4 separate regions of the Homo sapiens genome follow, and all the other regions are linked to region 4. A link is an interaction called in ENCODE POLR2A ChIA-PET data of the cell type or tissue named here. Cell type or tissue: PC-9. All regions are shown on one strand.

Region 1 (2,500 bases), 240 kb after region 4:
CATTGAAAAAAAAGAGGGGGGATCCCAAACACCCCAGAAATAATGGGTTGTATTTTTGGTTGGCAAGCAGAGGGTTCTAAGTTCTCCATCTTTCTCACTAGCCTCCTCTGAATCTGCTGACTTCTTTGCTTGGTTACCTTCCCACCTTGACGATGCAATGAAAAAAAACCCAGCTAGATAAGTTATACAAGTTAGGCTGTCAAATCAACCATGTCTGCTTCTTTACCCTTATGCCATAGTTAAAATCTTAAGCTCAGAGCAATAATAAAAGGTATCCCTGTCCGGCATAGAAAATGCTTTGTCTGCCCTATTTGTTAATGGGCTCCACCCTGACCTCAGTAATCTAGTTACACATATGTTGACAGGACCTGAGGAAGCTCAAAATTGGATGCAAGAGGCAGAATGGTATTGCTCTGAGGACAATATCCAAGGTCCACAAGCCCCTACTTGGTCCATATATAGGCCAGAAGAAACCCAAACTTTTGACCGGGTGCAGTGGCTCACGCCTGTAATCCCAGCACTTTGGGAGGCCGAGGAGGGTGGATCACGAGGTCAGGAGGTCAAGACCATCCTGGCTAACATGGTGAAACCCTGTCTCTACTAAAAATACAAAAAAATTAGCCGGGTGTGGTGGCAGGCACCTGTAGTCCCAGCTGCTTGGGAGGCTGAGGCAGGAGAATGGCGTGAACCTGGGAGGTGGAGCTTACAGTGAGCCGAGATTGCACCACTGCACTCCAGCCTGGGTGACAAAGCGAGACTCCGTCTCAAAAAAAAAATCGATGCCTGATAGCATTTTAATTTATCAGTTAGTCTGGAAACTACACGAGAAGAAAGAACAAAATACCCTTAAACAACTACCCCCGGCAGGGAGACTCATTTTCCTGTCTCTCCTGGCCTGATACGTTTTGCATAGCTCGCATTCTTCACACTGCTCTAAGCTACTTTTCTTTCTCATTTCCCTCTTTTGATAGATATTTTTCTCTTCTGAAAGCATTGATGATCGACATTTTTTTTATGCATATGATTTTTGTTCACTGTCACGTAAGATTCAGGAATCAATGTGTTAGATGCAAGTTTGTCCCATGTCACTGGGAAGGCTTATTCCCAGGCCATCTGTCCTACTTCAGAGAGAAAGAGGAGAGGTACCTATGGTTAAAGAATTTAGTGAAGGTGCCGGGCACGGTGGCTCACGCCTGTAATCCCAGCACTTTGGGAGGCCGAGGCGGGTGGATCACCTGAGGTCGGGAGTTCGAGACCAGCCTGGCCAACATGGTGAAACCCGTCTCTACTAAAAATACAAACATTACCCGGGCGTGGTGGTGCACGCTTATAATCCCAGCTACTCAGGAGGCTGAGGCAGGAGAATCGCTTGAACCTGGGAAGCAGAGGTTGCAGTGAGCCAAGATCGCACCATTGCACTCCAGCCTGGGCAACAAGAGCAAGACTTCATTTCAAAAAAAAAAAAAAAAAAAAAGAATTTAGTGAAGTCTCAAGGTCAAATTGATTAGAACCACAGAGGGACAAAGCAATGGGAACTCAGTCGAGCCATCCGCTTACAAAGGAGCCGTGACATGTGAGAGCATTTCTAAGCATCTAGCTATCATGATTTTATTTTTTGTTGTTGACTTAAGACATCTAGAAATGCAAAGCATAATCAATTTAAGAATAAAAACTACTGGCCGGGCACAGTTGCTCACACCTGTAATCCCAGCACTTTGGGAGGCTGAGGTGGGAGGCTGAGTTGGGCAGATCACTTGAGGTTAGGAGTTCGAGACCAGCCTGGCCAACATGGTGAAACCTGTCTCTACTAAAAACACAAAAATTAGCCAGGTGTGGTGGCAGACACCTGTAATCCCAGCTACTCAGGAGGCCGAGGCAGGAGATTCGCTTGAACCCTGGAGGCGGAGCTTGCAGTGAGCTGAGATGGCGCCACTGCACTCCAGCCTAGGCGACAAGAGTGAAACTGTATCAAAAAAAAAATATGATGCAAATAAAGACAGTTATTAACAAAACAAGTTGAAATCCAGATCTGAAAAGTGTTCTTATTTGTGAAGGTAACAAATCAAATAGATCATGTAATGGGGTTGGCTTTTTGACAGCTTGCAGCCATTTAGCCTTTTGAGTGATCCTTCCAAACCGAGTTTCCACTTCTCATCCAGGTTTGAAGAACAAGGTGACTGGTTGTGGTCAGCTTCGGTGGGAGATCTCTGGTGATGAAAGATGTCCACTCAGGTGGGCTGCCTTTTTAAAGTGAAAAAAAAAATGAGAATCCATGAGTCAATGCCCCTGATGTTAGCTGCACAAAGACTGGTTAACAGTACGTGACATGATCCCTTCCAACATGGTTGGAGGGAGTATTTTATTTGATGATGTTTCCAATAAACAAAATCTCCAGGTTGGAAGCTGTGATCTTTGATGTCTGTCTCCAGGGAGATTGCTTTTTAAAAGAATTCTTCATTAATTAAATTTTTTTTTAATTGAGAAGCTTTATAAAGGCCCT
Region 2 (2,500 bases), 500 kb before region 4:
GGCAGTGGTGCAGGCAGGGTTACTGTCCCCACTGCAGGAAAGGGAACTGAGCAGGAGTCTGGAGGGGTGGTCATGGGGAGTGGCAGGGTTAGAACCTGAGACCCTGGACCCGGTGCTCCCCCTCACCTCCCACCAACATTCTCACATCCAGAGCACACACAAGACTCCCGGATCACCATTCCCGAGGGTCTTACCCACTGCCCACAAGGTGGTACCTGCTTGCATTTACCTGCTAACTGAGGTGGGACGCTGGCCTTGGGTTTTAGAAAATAAAGCAGCGGGGTTGGGAGGCGAGTCTGCCAACGGCCTGGGTTTCATCTCTCTCTCTTACTACTTGTGAAGTCCTGGACAAATTATTTAATCTTCCTGTGACTTGATTTCTGTGTCCATAAGAGGATGAAGGTTAATTCCCTGTGTTAATAGGTGTTAAATACTTAGAACAGGCCCCACCCCTCAAGCAAGTTCAGTACTACTAGTCCTGTTTGGGGAGTATACACAGTAGGCACCCAATAGTGACTTAAAACAGGGCCACGATGGTCATTCTCACTACCCTCTGAGGAGAACGACACAACTGACCTGCCCACCCATGGGGAGCTTGAAAGGCAGCCCCCCACTGCTGAGTGGTGCAGGCTGGGGGCTGCACAGGATCCAGCATGGAGGGCAGGGGAAAGCCAGCTTTATTGAGTAAACTTCCCAGGACCTGGGACATCTTAGATCTCCCCTTCCCCCAGGAGATAGGACCCCTAAACCTCCCCTGGGTCCTAGGACCACCTGACCCACCACTTGTAGTCTCCAGTGAGGAGGGGACCCTTATTTGGCAAGAGATGAACATGTAAGCAGCTGTCCGCCGGAGGAAAGGACGATGGCTGAAAGGAATGAACCACCGCAGGCGGTGTCTCTCCTGTCCAGCTGTGGACAGGACCTCCACGGCCCGGCCTTCCTGGCCTCGGGCACTGGCTGGCCTGGGCCTGCCGTGGCAGCACAGCTTCTGTTGAAGGCTTGGGGATGGCCAGGCTGCCGGTCTGGGGCAAGATCACTCGATCTCCAGGATGAGGTCGTCACCTTCCAGTGTCATGTCCTTGGTCACATGAACCTTGCGGACAGTACCCTCCATGGGTGAGGTCACCACAGTCTCCATCTTCATGGCACTGAGCACACACAGGGGCTGGCCCTTGGCCACCTTGGCCCCTGCCACCACTTTGATGTCTATCACCTTCCCAGGCATGGGCGCCCCGATCTGGCCCTTCACGTCCTTTAGGGCCTTGGGGTGGAAGTGCATCTCCTGAAGACACAGGGCAGAGGGGACATGACATCCTGGGCCCAGCCAAGCCCCACCGCCTGGCTGGCCCTGGGGGAGACAATACCTTCATGGCCTGGGTGTCCTTGACCAAGATGGACCGCAGCTGCCCATTGAGCTCAAAGAAGACCTGCCTCTGGCCGGCCCGGTTCAGGTCGCTCACGGCCAGGGCTTTGATGTGCAGCGTCTTGCCCCGCTCCAGCTCCACCTGCAGGGAGGGTGTGCAGACTCAGAGCTGGACGCCAAGGTGGGAGAGCAGTCCCCCGGCCCTGGCCATAGGAAGTCCCCACACTGGGCCTTGGCTCCTCGTTCCTAAAGGCCTAGCTCCCGGTCTCAAGGGTCCTTTCTGCTCCCAAAGCTTGCGAGGCTGGGTGACAGCCAAGCTAAACTCCAGAGCTCTGGGGCAGGGGGCCAGGGTGGAGTGTGGAGAAGCGCCAGAGCCACTGACCTCAAACTCCTCTGCGATCTTGGGTCCCTGCAGGAAGAGGCGAGTATTCAGGCTATCCAGGGGGCCAAAGGTGGCAGTGAAGTCCTTGAAGTGGGCAAACACATCGGGGTACATAGCTGCTGAGAGCACATCTTCCGGCGTCACCTCCTCCCCATGCCGGTCTACCAGCTCCTTCTCCAGTGCCTGCAGATCCAGGGGAGGGAGGGAGGCTCCAGGCCGCCCCTCCACCCTTGGCAGGTCCTTCAGTACCTGGGGAGCAAAGCAGAGGATCAGTCCCAAGTCCTGCATCCAGCCCCCACCCTCACACCATGCTGGGCCTTCCCTACCTTAGAGCGAAAGGGTTCGGGGAACCCCCCATGGGGGACACCGATGTAGCCCTGCAGGAACTCCACCACGGAGCGGGGAAAGGACAGCTCTTCCGCCTGAGCTTCGGCCTCTGCCCGGCTCAATCCATTCTGCACCATAAACTGGGCCAGGTCCCCCACGATCTTGGAGGAGGGCGTCACCTGAGGAGAAGGCCCTGGAGGTTAGGGTGCCAGGCACCTCAAGGAGGCCAGTGGCAGGTGCATGCAGGGCTGGGTCAGGTAAGGAGCACCGGGCCGGGCTCACCTTGATGAGATCGCCCAGCATCTGGTTGGCCTCCACATAGGCCTTCTTGACCTCCTTGAACTTGGAGCCAAGCCCCATGCTGTGGGCCTGGAAGTGCAGGTTGGTGTACTGGCCCCCTGGGATCTCATTTTCATACACGTCCGAGT
Region 3 (2,500 bases), 230 kb after region 4:
CTACCCTAGCCTCCCGAGTAGCTGGGACTACAGGCATGCACCATCACGCTTGGCTAATTTTTAAATTTTTTGTACAGTCTTTCTGTGTCACTCAGGCTGGTCTCAAACTCCTGACCTCAGGTGATCCTTTTGCCTTGTCCTTCCAAAGTGCTGGTAAGATAGGAGAACAGGGAATTAGGGTAACAAAGGGTTAAGGCATAAGCAAAAAACAGCAGGGGCAGCCAGTTCTAGGCAAGATTAGGCAGCACGCAGGCCACGTCCTCACTCCTGTGATAACAAGACAGGAGTCTCCACTTCTGCCTCCGATTGACCACAGGCAGGGTCTGCACTTCAGCCTCTGATTGGTCACGGGCCAATCGCTTACAGGGTGTAACCAATTGGAAGCCTCTGCAGGGCACCTATGGTGTTACCAAATTCTTTTGGCTTAATAAAAACCCTGAAGCATATTGTAATTGGGGCTGCTTGAGCCTGCTCCCACTCTGTGGAGCGTACTTTTGCTTTAATACATCTATGCTTTCATCTTCTGTTGCTTTGTGCATTTTGTTCAGTTCTTTGTTCAACACGCCAAGAACCTGGACAACTCACAGTCAAGACTTTCCATCTGGTAACACTGGGACCACAGTCACGAGCTACCGCACCCTGCTCTGGTAACTTTAGAGATCATACCACTGAACTAAGTAAAAACTTCCAGAACCCTAATAAAGAACTGATGCATTCATGAAGATTGTGAACACAACATCAAGCAGAACGAGAATTAATTACGTAGGACAGAACCGATAGGGGACTAAAATGATTTTTATGACTTTTGTTTGTTTGAAACGTTGCTGATTCTTTTTATATTTTGTTTTCTAGAAACAAGAAAACTTTTTCTTTTGAGCTATTTATAACTCACAGCCATTGGGCAAAGTATACTTTTGTGAGCAAAATTGAAATATTTACCTTTCTCTCTACCTGATTTCTCCAAAATTTGGACACTATTTGTGACGATTCTTATTTTATTGCAATACAGTTATTTGCATAAGTTCAGTAAGACTATGTTTTCTTTTGTAACTGGGCACACTGAAGACACTCGTAATTTTACCAAGGCTTTGACTGTACTGGCATATTTTCAGATACAGCCAGACTGTTTTGAGGAGTTGAGGCTGATTTTATAGAGCCAGTAAAAAGTCCCTTGGAGAGATTGGTCTGGTACCTGGTTTTTATGGTTCCCTTACAAGCTTCCTGACCTTGTGGTGTGGGCGGCAAGCCACCCACGTGCCGAGGCAAGAGACGGAAGGCATGAGCTCTTCCAGCATAATAAAGAAAATAATTAGAATAAGAATAGTTATACTAGAAATAGAATATAGACATGATTATATATGAATATTATCAATCATTAGTTTGTAGCATTACTCTTTATTATATTAATCTCTGTTCTATAATTATTACCTGTTCTATACTTATTACCTAAGGAAAACCAGGCCATACAGAATTAGGAGCTGAAGGGACACGGTGAGAAGTGACCAGAAGGCAAGAATGTGAGCCCTCTGTCAAGCCCGCACAAGGGCCACTAGAGGGCTCCTTGGTCTAGCAGTAACGCCAGTGCCTGGGAAGGCACCTGTTACTTAGCAGACTGGGAAAGGGAGTCTCCCTTTCCCCCAGGGAGTTAGAGAACACTCTGCTTCACCACCTCCTGTGGAAGGCCTGCCATCAGCCAGGCCTGCCCGCAGCCATCCGGAGGCCTAAATGTCTCCCTGTGATGCTGTGCTTCAGTGGTCACGATCCTGGTCCACTTTCATGTTCCGCTCTGTGCACCTGGCCCCGCCTTCTAGATAGCAGTAGCAGAATTAGTGAAAGTATTAAAGTCTTTGATCTTTCCGAGAAATGCATAGAAGAAATAATGACGTAAGCTGTCCCCTCTCTCTCTCCGCCTCGGCTACCAAACAGGGAATGGCCCCGTTCGGTGGACACATGACTCGCGTGACCTTACCCTTACATTGGACTTTACATTGGAGATGACTCACGCTCCTTACCCTGCCCTCTTGCCTTGTATACAATAATTATCAGCGCGGCCAGGCATTTGGGCCTTCGCGTCTTGGTGGTAGTGGTCCCCCAGGCCCAGCTGTCTTTTCTTCTATCTCCTTGTCTTGTGTCTTTATTTCTACAATCTCTCGTCTCCGCACACGAAGAGAAAAACCCATAGGCCCTGTAGGGCTGGACCCTACATTGTGGTAAGGAAAGAATGTCACTTTCTGACAAGCCCAGGAACCTCAAGATATTTGGGACCTTGAGAAGAGAGGAATTCACCCAATTCATACAGGTACTACAGGCACAGGCTGATCATGAATCCATGGGTTGGCTTCAAAGCCTGGGGAGGCTTTCAAAAGTCCAACCTGAGATTCTTCATGAAAAAGCTCCAGCAAAGCCAATTTAAAAGAGCCTGTATGGCCATTCACTATTCTCATTGCACTTTTTACAAATAATCAGGCCAAGTATAATACTAAAACTTATTTGGCAACAA
Region 4 (2,500 bases):
GGAGGCTGAGGCAAGAGAATCCCTTGAACCTGGGAGGCAGAGGTTGCTGTGAGCCAAGATTATGCCACTGCACTCCAGCCTGGGGGATAGAGCAAGAGTTTGTTTCAAAAAAAAAAGTAGATGTGAGTGAAGTGGGACGATTTGGTCAGCTTTTTTTTTTTTTTTTTTTTTTTTTTTACACAGGGTCTTGCTGTGTTGCTCAGGCTGGAGTGCTGTAGTGGGAATATGGCTCACTGCATTTCAACTTCATGGGCTCAAGTGATCCTCCTGCCTCAGCCCCACTATCTGGGGCCACAGGCGTGTGCCACACCGAGCTAATTTTTAGTTTTTTTTTGTTTTTTGTAGAGACAGGATACCCCTTTGTTGCCCAGGCTGGTCTCAAACTCCTGGGCTCAAGTGATCCTCTTTCCTCAGCCTCCCAAAGTGCTAGGATTACAGGGGTAAGCCACTATGACCAACCTCAGCCAGCTTTGAGCGCTTACTATGTAGCCAACCTTGTGTTAGGTATACACCAGCAGAGATAAAATATTCTCTAGCACTGAAAACAATGAAGCGTATTGTTGTGGCAATGTGACATGCTGTAATAAAACAGAAACAGGTTACCGTGGGAAGCAGAGGGGAAATCCTTAACTCTCTTCAGGGAAGGCTGCACAGAGTGAAAAACATCCTGCAGTCAAGGGCAGGGCCTGCAGGCATAGGAACCATTGGCGCCTCTAGGTGAGGTGAAGGGGCATCCACGAGGTCAGGATGGAGGCTCACATCCCAGAGGGAGCTCCTAGGAGATGCCTTTTCCTTCAAGAGACAAAGGACCAAAGTTGGGCTTAAGAAGGACTCAGATCTCAGATGCCAACACATGGTCTACCATCACTTGTTCACCTGGAGGGCACCCCTACTCGTCCTTACATACTCAGCTGAAGGTTGTCATAGGCCAGGCCCATGCCTGTCTTGCAGCATTGTTTGAAGTATACTTGCGCGTCTGTTTTCTGTCTCCCTACTACAGTGAGCTCTTGGGGCTTAGGGCCTGGGGTTCTAATCATTTGCATCTGCCATGACTAGCACAAAGTTATGGTTTTCTAGCTTAGGACTCAGGTGGATAGACTCAGGTGGATAAACTGCGTGGAAAACCAGGAATCATTTTGAGAATCTCTTGAGTCCCAGAGGTGGCAGTAACCCAAATTGGCCTCAAGCTGGCACTGTTGTAGTTTTCTTCTGTTTCTAGACCAGTTCAGAAACTTGCTTCTTTCCTGTGTTGACTTTAGTTTCTTGGTAAATTAGCTCCTTAAACCTTCAAGCTACTAGTGAGTTTGTCTGAGGGTGGATAAATGTTGCCACACCTGAGTCAATAAAGAATGAATCAGTGTGGCCTTCATAGAGGGGTGTGGTACTGGTAGTTACCATGACAGCCAAAGACACTCGAGAGAACTACAAAACGAGGATAGCGGGAAGTGGGAAATGGAGGAATGGAATTGAGGGCAAGTCCCCTCCATGCTTCCTGACAGTGTCTTCCTTGATGTCTCTGCAGCATCACACCGGTGACCTCTGGGACACTGCTCTGCCTTGGTTCTCCTGCCACTCTGAGCACTCTTCCCCTCTGGTTTGCTGGATCTTCTTCCACCATTTTCTAGAGAGAATTTTCCCAGGTGCCATGCTTGGTCTTCTCTTTGACTGTCTCTCTTGAATCTTTCATCTGTGCGCATAGGTCAGTTCTATGCAGGTGATTTCCTTGTCCCCTGGATACTGCCCCTCCCCTGACCTCTCTGCTGGACTTGAGCTCTGTTTCCATTTCCTACCAGATGTTTCCATTTGGTGTCCTGTCGTCATCTCAAACCAAGCATGTATAAAATTGAGCCTGTCTTCCCCCTCCCAGTTTCCATTTTTCTTCCCATGGCATCAGCATTCTCTCACCCACCCAAGCTCAAAACCTGAGTCATATTTGACACCTCCTCCCCATTCTTCCCTTACCAAATGCAAGTTTTGCCAACTTCTTTTGCAACATCTCTTATAGTTCTTTGTCCCTTTATTTTATTTATTTTTATTTTTTTTGAGATGGAGCTTCGCTCTTGTTACCCAGGCTGGAGTGCAGTGGCGCGATCTTGGTTACTGCATCACTGCAACCTCCGCCTCCCCGGTTCAAGTGATTCTCCTGCCTCAGCCTCCTGAGTAGCTGGAATTACAGGCATGCACCACCACGCCCAGCTAATTTTGTATTTTTAGTAGAGACAGGGTTTCTCCACGTTTGTCAGGCTGGTCTCGAACTCCCAACCTCAGGTGATCCACCCGCCTCGGCCTCCCAAAGTGCTGGGATTACAGGCATGAGCCACCGCTCCCAGCCAAATGCTAGTTTTTTATGATTTTATGTGGAAACCTCTGTGGTATATACTTCACAGCTCTGTGCACCTAGCCTGTGGCACACACATAATTCCCTCCTGCTTGCCTTTGTTCAGCTCATTCCCTTAGTCTAGAACACTATTCTCTGGCTGGGTGTGGCAGTTCACTCCTG

What was found. ChIA-PET counts read pairs that join two places held together with the same protein. Peaks named below come from ENCODE experiments on the same cell type or tissue, not always from the same donor. Only the 100,000 strongest peaks of a DNase experiment are listed, where the experiment ranks them.
Region 1: POLR2A ChIA-PET joins it to region 4 with 6 read pairs; 4 of 35 experiments call an interaction of 5 or more read pairs at or near these places.
Region 2: POLR2A ChIA-PET joins it to region 4 with 5 read pairs; 3 of 35 experiments call an interaction of 5 or more read pairs at or near these places.
Region 3: POLR2A ChIA-PET joins it to region 4 with 5 read pairs; 7 of 35 experiments call an interaction of 5 or more read pairs at or near these places.

What each region holds. Positions count from the first base shown.
Region 1 is chr11:67,589,712-67,592,211 of GRCh38, forward strand. No RefSeq gene overlaps it. Among named protein-coding and RNA genes, the nearest start is that of GSTP1, 7.2 kb to the left of the region's middle. In PC-9, no CTCF peak of the experiment used is centred here; no DNase peak of the experiment used is centred here.
Region 2 is chr11:66,847,866-66,850,365 of GRCh38, forward strand. PC (pyruvate carboxylase) reads right to left here. Exons shown (of 23, transcript NM_001040716.2): 19 at 2,355-2,500; 20 at 2,072-2,251; 21 at 1,746-1,994; 22 at 1,365-1,505; 23 at 555-1,282. The coding sequence ends at 1,034. Among named protein-coding and RNA genes, the nearest start is that of RCE1, 5.7 kb to the left of the region's middle. RefSeq lists an enhancer at 2,379-2,500. In PC-9, no CTCF peak of the experiment used is centred here; no DNase peak of the experiment used is centred here; H3K27ac peaks cover 428 bases.
Region 3 is chr11:67,571,302-67,573,801 of GRCh38, forward strand. No RefSeq gene overlaps it. Among named protein-coding and RNA genes, the nearest start is that of GSTP1, 11 kb to the right of the region's middle. In PC-9, CTCF peaks have their summits at 1,579 (motif pointing right) and 1,780; a DNase peak (open chromatin) is centred at 1,560; H3K27ac peaks cover 322 bases.
Region 4 is chr11:67,344,843-67,347,342 of GRCh38, forward strand. All of the region lies in intron 2 of LOC100130987 (a long non-coding RNA gene), which reads left to right. Among named protein-coding and RNA genes, the nearest start is that of POLD4, 7.5 kb to the right of the region's middle. In PC-9, a CTCF peak has its summit at 1,169; DNase peaks (open chromatin) are centred at 619, 1,319 and 1,799; H3K4me3 peaks cover 450 bases; H3K27ac peaks cover 2,500 bases.